2 separate regions of the Homo sapiens genome follow, and region 1 is linked to region 2. The links are chromatin loops, found by intact Hi-C in ENCODE. Cell type or tissue: MCF 10A. All regions are shown on one strand. Each heading gives the region's core, and the rest is flanking DNA. Links, peaks and the distances in the headings are about the cores only. Region 1 has its middle 46 kb from the start of LINC01475. Region 2 overlaps SLC25A28 (solute carrier family 25 member 28).

What was found. Hi-C counts contacts between places; a loop is a spot of excess contacts. Peaks named below come from ENCODE experiments on the same cell type or tissue, not always from the same donor. Only the 100,000 strongest peaks of a DNase experiment are listed, where the experiment ranks them.
Region 1: a loop joins it to region 2, with 20 times the contacts of the local background. A loop is called at or near these places in 5 of 110 quality-filtered maps.

The regions. Positions count from the first base shown.
Region 1 is chr10:99,484,026-99,486,932 of GRCh38, forward strand. No RefSeq gene overlaps it. Among named protein-coding and RNA genes, the nearest start is that of LINC01475, 46 kb to the right of the region's middle. In MCF 10A, for the core only: a CTCF peak has its summit at 1,304; no DNase peak of the experiment used is centred there.
Region 2 is chr10:99,611,176-99,614,082 of GRCh38, forward strand. SLC25A28 (solute carrier family 25 member 28) reads right to left here. Exons shown (of 4, transcript NM_031212.4): 2 at 2,521-2,749; 3 at 1,368-1,424; 4 at 1-191. Among named protein-coding and RNA genes, the nearest start is that of SLC25A28, 7.8 kb to the right of the region's middle. In MCF 10A, for the core only: a CTCF peak has its summit at 1,227 (motif pointing left); a DNase peak (open chromatin) is centred at 1,226.

The sequences.
Region 1 (2,907 bases), core at 231-2,730, 130 kb before region 2:
CCTGGAATGTTCTCTTGACAGCTCTAAAATTCTGACATTCCTTTGGAGCCAAGCCCCAGTGATTCTCAACATTAAAATTACCCATGGAGCTTTTAAAAATACAGATGCCTGGGCCCCACCCCAGAGACTCTGTTTTTATTTGTCTGGTGTGAGGCCTAGGCATCAGTTTTGTTTGTTTTTAGAGACAGAATCTTGCTCTGTTGCTCAGGCTAGAGGGCAGTGGTGCAATTATAGCTCGCTGCAGCCTTGAATTCCTGGTCTTAAACGATCCTCCTGCCACAGCCTCCCAAGTATCTAGGACAACAGGTGCACACCACCATGCCTGGCTAACTTTTTTTTTTTTTTGTAAAGATGGGTCTCACTATGTTGCCCAAGGTGGTCTGAAACTCTGGCCTCAAGCAATCCTCCCATCTTGGCCTCCCAAACTGCTGGGATTAAGGGCATGAGCCACCAGGGCTAACCTAGGCATCAGCATTTTTAAATCTCCCCTGGTGATCCTACTGTGAGCCAGAGCTTATAATCACTAACCCTTCCTGTGCCCCCAGACTACCCCCTTCCTGTTTAACATTCATTCAACAAATATTGCTAAGCCACTATTTTCCAGACTCTGAGCTAATGTGCCGGGTATACTGAGATGGATAAGCCATGGTCCCTGCCCACAGGAAGGTCATAGTCCAGTGGGAAAGACAGACAAGTCCTCTCACAACTGTAATACCTACGATAACGGATACCGGCAGAGATATAACAGTGATATTTCATTCAGTAAATTCGCATTTATTGAGAATTTACAAGCTACAGGCACTAGGAGCGCTACAGTGAGCATGACAGATACAATCCCTGCTTTCATGGAGCTCATGTCCGATGGGATCCAAGTCACACGGGACACAGAAGAGGGGCCCCCAATCCAAATTGGAGTGATCAGAAAGGGTCCCCCTATGGTCCCAGTGCTTCCGTCGAACCTTAAAACCTCCTATCATCCAGGCCCAAGAAGAGAGGACAGCACTCCAGGCAGAAAGCACAGCACAGGCAAAGGCACGAAGGTATGGAAGAAGACGGCACATCCAGAGAACTGGCAACGCCAACTCAGAGAGCGCACCCTGTAAGCCTGGTCCTCGGCGTTTGGCTCACCGCTTCTCCCCGGTGAAGGCAGCTTTTCCCCCTCTGCTTCATCACACACTCCAGAGTCCACACATGCACAGCTCTCTTCCAGTCCATTCCATCATTCCAGAACTCCACAATCTGACATCATTTATGAGGGGGTCTTAGCCCGAGAACCTTCTTCCTCTCTTCTTCCGACTCCAAGACCACTGTCCAGACACACCTGGGCCCCACTTTTCCGCTACCGCCACTAGAAAAGGCCTCCAGGTGGAGCCCTTTCATTCCATTCTTTTGCTATTACACGCCCATTTTACATTTCCTACCTAATTTCCACTCCACTGAATTTCCTTCCCCACAAGCCGCCGGACTGGAACTATCATCATCCTTAATTTGAGGAAAATCACAGGAAGCGTGTTCAATACACAAGCCGGTTGAGTTGCTCACTTTGAGCCTTTTCCTTAATTCAAGAAGCCCATGATCATTCTTAGCTCTCTTTTGGCTTCTTCAGCCCCTGGGAAGCTCCCTGTGCTCCTGCCTGAAAGGCTTCCCCAACTCCACTCACCAGAGGTTGGATGTTCCCTACCCCTCAGGAAAGATTCCGAGTGGAAACTCGGACAATACCTGCTCAAAGAATTCTTCCCCGTATAACTGGACATCTGGGCAGGGAAGAGGATACTTTTTTTTTTTTTTTTTTTTTAGATAAAAAGTCCAGCATGCCAATCTCCACTCCCTGCTTCTGCCCAAGAGAGAGCCAGAAGGGGCAGTTCCTGCAGAAGAGGCAGAGAGAGGCTGCTGTTGAGAAGCAAGCTGCGGATTCCCTTCGGACAACCATGCAAACCTGTTTTAACCATCACAACAATTGTGCCACTTGCTTCCCCTAGCCATTTCCCCTTACCACCTAGGTCCTCTCCATTTTCCAGTTATGCTTAACACCCAGGCTGGAAAATAAGACCCCAGCAGAAGGTAGGGAAGAATTGTTCTCCATGTTCCAAAGAGTGCGGGCCATACTGAAGCCATCTTGGTATCTCGCAGAACACCTAGCAGGGTGCCTCATCTCTTCCAGGCGGATTGCTTTGTAATGGATGCATATATAAAAAAGTTCTATGGATTCTAGCCTATTTGGAGAACAGAAGCTACAGCAGTGCAAGGCCAGTTCCAGGGTTTACCCTAAAGTCCACAGAGATAGTCACTACTTTTCTACTTATTTCCATTTACTACATGTGGGTTGAGAAGGTGATTCAATTTCTCTGTCACACTCTTTTTGTTTTTGAGACAGGCGCTTACTTTGTCATCTAGGTTGCATTGCAGTGGCAAGAACACAGCTCACTGCAGCCTTAAACTCTCAGGCTCAAGTGATCCTCCCACCTTAACCTCCTGAGAAGTAGCTGGGACTATAGGTGCATGCTACCATGCCCAGCTAGTTTTTTTTTATTTCTTGTAGAGATGGGAGTCTCACTATGTTGCCTAGGCTGGTCTCGAATTCCTGGGCTTAAGTAATCCTCCTGCCTTGGACTCCCTAAGTGCTGGGATTATAGGCATGAACCTCTGTCATACATTTATTGAACAAATACTTCCCACTGGTGCTGTGACACAGTGACTGAATGACCGTTGTCATAGGACAAATCAGACATAAGGACTTATCCTACTAATGACCGTAACACCAGTTCTAATGATCTCTTCCTTAGCGTGCTCATCCACTCATTTGGTGACCACCAAACTGCAGGGCAGTTGTAGTGGATTGAAGATAGCCATCCAATTTTTTTGCCACTTCTTCTGTTGTGATGTGGAGTCTAATTTCTCTTTCCTTTG
Region 2 (2,907 bases), core at 89-2,588:
CTGGGGGTTAAAGTGCTCCTGCAGGAATTCATAGGTCATGAAGTGAATGGCTTGGAAAGGAACGTTCATGGTCAGCTGGGTGGTGTAGCTGCGGTAAAAGGCCCCGGCCCCTTCATTTTGCCACACTGCCCGTACACAGTCTGTCACCCGGTGGTATGGTGAGTTGTACATCTGCATCCTCTGCTTGACCACTAGTAGTGCCATCAACGAGGAAGGAAATGGTGACAGCAGCCAACCGGTGATGGAGAGTATCCAGATTCAGAGCCCCAAGTCAGCAGATCAGCCAATGGAATAGAGAGAGAAAAAAGTATGAGTGAGCTGCTGGCTAACCTGAGAAGTCAGCTTCCCTTTTTTGAGGGGAAGGAGTAAGCAGAGGGTTGGTAACGAGTCAAAAAACAATAAACCCACTTCCATCAGGACTTCTGTAAAGCCAGCCAGTTCGCACACAGGACATATCTACAGTTTGGGAGCTTCAGAGAGTCTTCTTGAACTAAGTACCTATCTCTGATCTTACCCTCTAACAATTCCCAACAAGAAATGACTCCATGATAGTGATCATCACGAACACAGGCCCCTAACAATCCCAATCCTCGCATACAAAGAGCACCTAACTTTTAAAATGTGAGATGGTGATCCTCCTAGAGGGGAGGAGACAGAAGTTCTACCAAAGAAAAGATTCTTAGCCAAAAAGAGTTGGCTTTAGTCTTCAAACACCTCCCACTCCCTCAAGTAGATAACATGGTGTGAGCTCTGTGGAGCTTCAGCTTAGCTTTGGCTCTTTCCACCCCATGGCCTTGCCCAGACAGAAAATGAACGTGGCAACAATGCTATCCCTTCATATTTGCTCATCCTCACATGGAGAATGTTTTTGGAGAATTTTCCTCCGACTGAAAAGCCAAGATCCCAGCAGAAATGCAGGGACTGAGTTCTATGATTTAACCTTTCATTCCTATCCCAACTAGCTTCATTCCAATAAGAAAGGCAATATATTTAAGTGTCAATTCCTGCAAATCATAAGGGGGAAAAAAAAAGTCAGAATCCATCTTCACCTCTTTGAAGAAAAATGAATCTGCTAAACTTTCAGGACAGATCAAATCTACGACAAAGGAGGCTCCCAGGAAAGCCCAAAAACAGGCCACATGGAGACATCTTTTTCTAGGGAAGCCCCAGGGATTAGTAAAATCCCAGTGAATCTGCTTCCTGTCCAAGAGGGTGCCTCGTTAGGTACCAAAAACATGGAGGGAGCACCCTCTAGTGGTAAAACAAGGTAACAGAATTTCCCACCAAAACTGATGTGCTTTCTTCTGCAAACTGTAAAGAAATACAGGTGCAGCTGCCCACAGAGTGATAGGTTGAGGAATCATTACCTTCCGCAGGGTTCATGGCTGCATCATGAAGTAATGTTGCCACACACCCGGCCGCACCTGCAAACAAGAAAACAACTGCCACATGTAAGGCCAAGAGAGCTGACCAACTCATTGAGGTCCCCCAGTGAAGGGGAGTGGCTGTGCTACACTACAGCGGGGAAAAGTAACGTTAAGAGCTAGTCCAAAAGATGGGGACCCACTGCTCCTAAACTCCTGTTTAAGAAGGTAAAGTATCTGTTCCCACCAACTTTGTAAGGTCACTAATGTATTCCACATCCATGATAGGAAGGCCAGCTCAAGTCTTATCAATAAAGATCATTCTGAGAATAAATGCAGCTCACACCCCAGACAGGAAGCAGATACACTGCTGCCTAGGGATGCCAGCACATCACCTGCCACCAGTGGAGGGAGATACGGGGGCCAGGTGGTCAGATCTCACAGAACCTCACCACAGAATCCCACCTCAGTCCTGCCGCAGAACCCATTTGCAGAGCCTAACATTTGTCTACAAAGATCTTTCGTTCAGGTCCTGAACTACTCTACCCCTCATCCTCTCCACACTCAACTTGGTTTCCAGCCGGTCCTAAAGCCCTAGGCTGCTATCCTTTCTCTTACTTCCACACAACCTTCTGGTTTCTTCATGCAGTTCCTTGGCCCCACCCCCATTCATTTTGTCATGAGGCTTTGTCATGTTCTCAACACAAACTGCCTCTGGTGAGTTGGGATCCTGAAAAGGTGAGGCAAAAAGCAGGGGCTTCATTAGTATCTTCCTTGGGTGGCTGGCTGGGTCGCCTCCAATCCTGCCCTAAGGAGCAGGACACCACCCAACTGTCAAACATAGACTGGGGGTAGTTCAGTGTGTCTCCACATTACCAGGGCATTAGAAGTTGATGCCAGGGAGATGAGAGGAACAAGTCAAGCTGGTAGGTAAGGGAGGATACTGTAACCCTTTGTTGAGGTGCCCCAAAGGAAAAGGCAGGGTTGAAGCGGCCCGTTGTCTGAGAACATCAGGTTTGGAAGTCCCTCCCTTATAATCTGGCCTATCCCAGCCCAAAGCTTCAGCTCCAAACCATGCTGAGACTGGAAAGCACTGACAGCAGCAAAGCCCAAAGAGTTGGGAAAGTGGGGGAACCAGCACAGGAAGGCTCAATACCATTGGCAATATGGCTATTGCCCCCAGGGTGGATTACATCACTCAATGTCTTTTTTAACTTTTCGTAGCAGGCAAAATAAAGGGCGTGGGCAGGCCCTGCGCCTGTTGCTGTGACGTTCAGCCCCCTCATGGGCCTCCATAGGCCCTCCGTTCTTATAATCCTCCAGAGGGCCTCCAACACATTGCGATAGCGGGCAGCTGGGTCAGGCTGTAGACTCTGCATCCGGGTCTGAAATTACAGCAAGGAGAAGCGCAATGTCAGCAATGCCAACTTCTCGCCCCACCTCAACACACTGGGCAGACCTTCTACATGGAGCTGTGCCAATCTGTGAGAGGGATATCTGGCTTTCAGCTTATTTCCAATCTATAGCTGATCTTTCTTCTAAG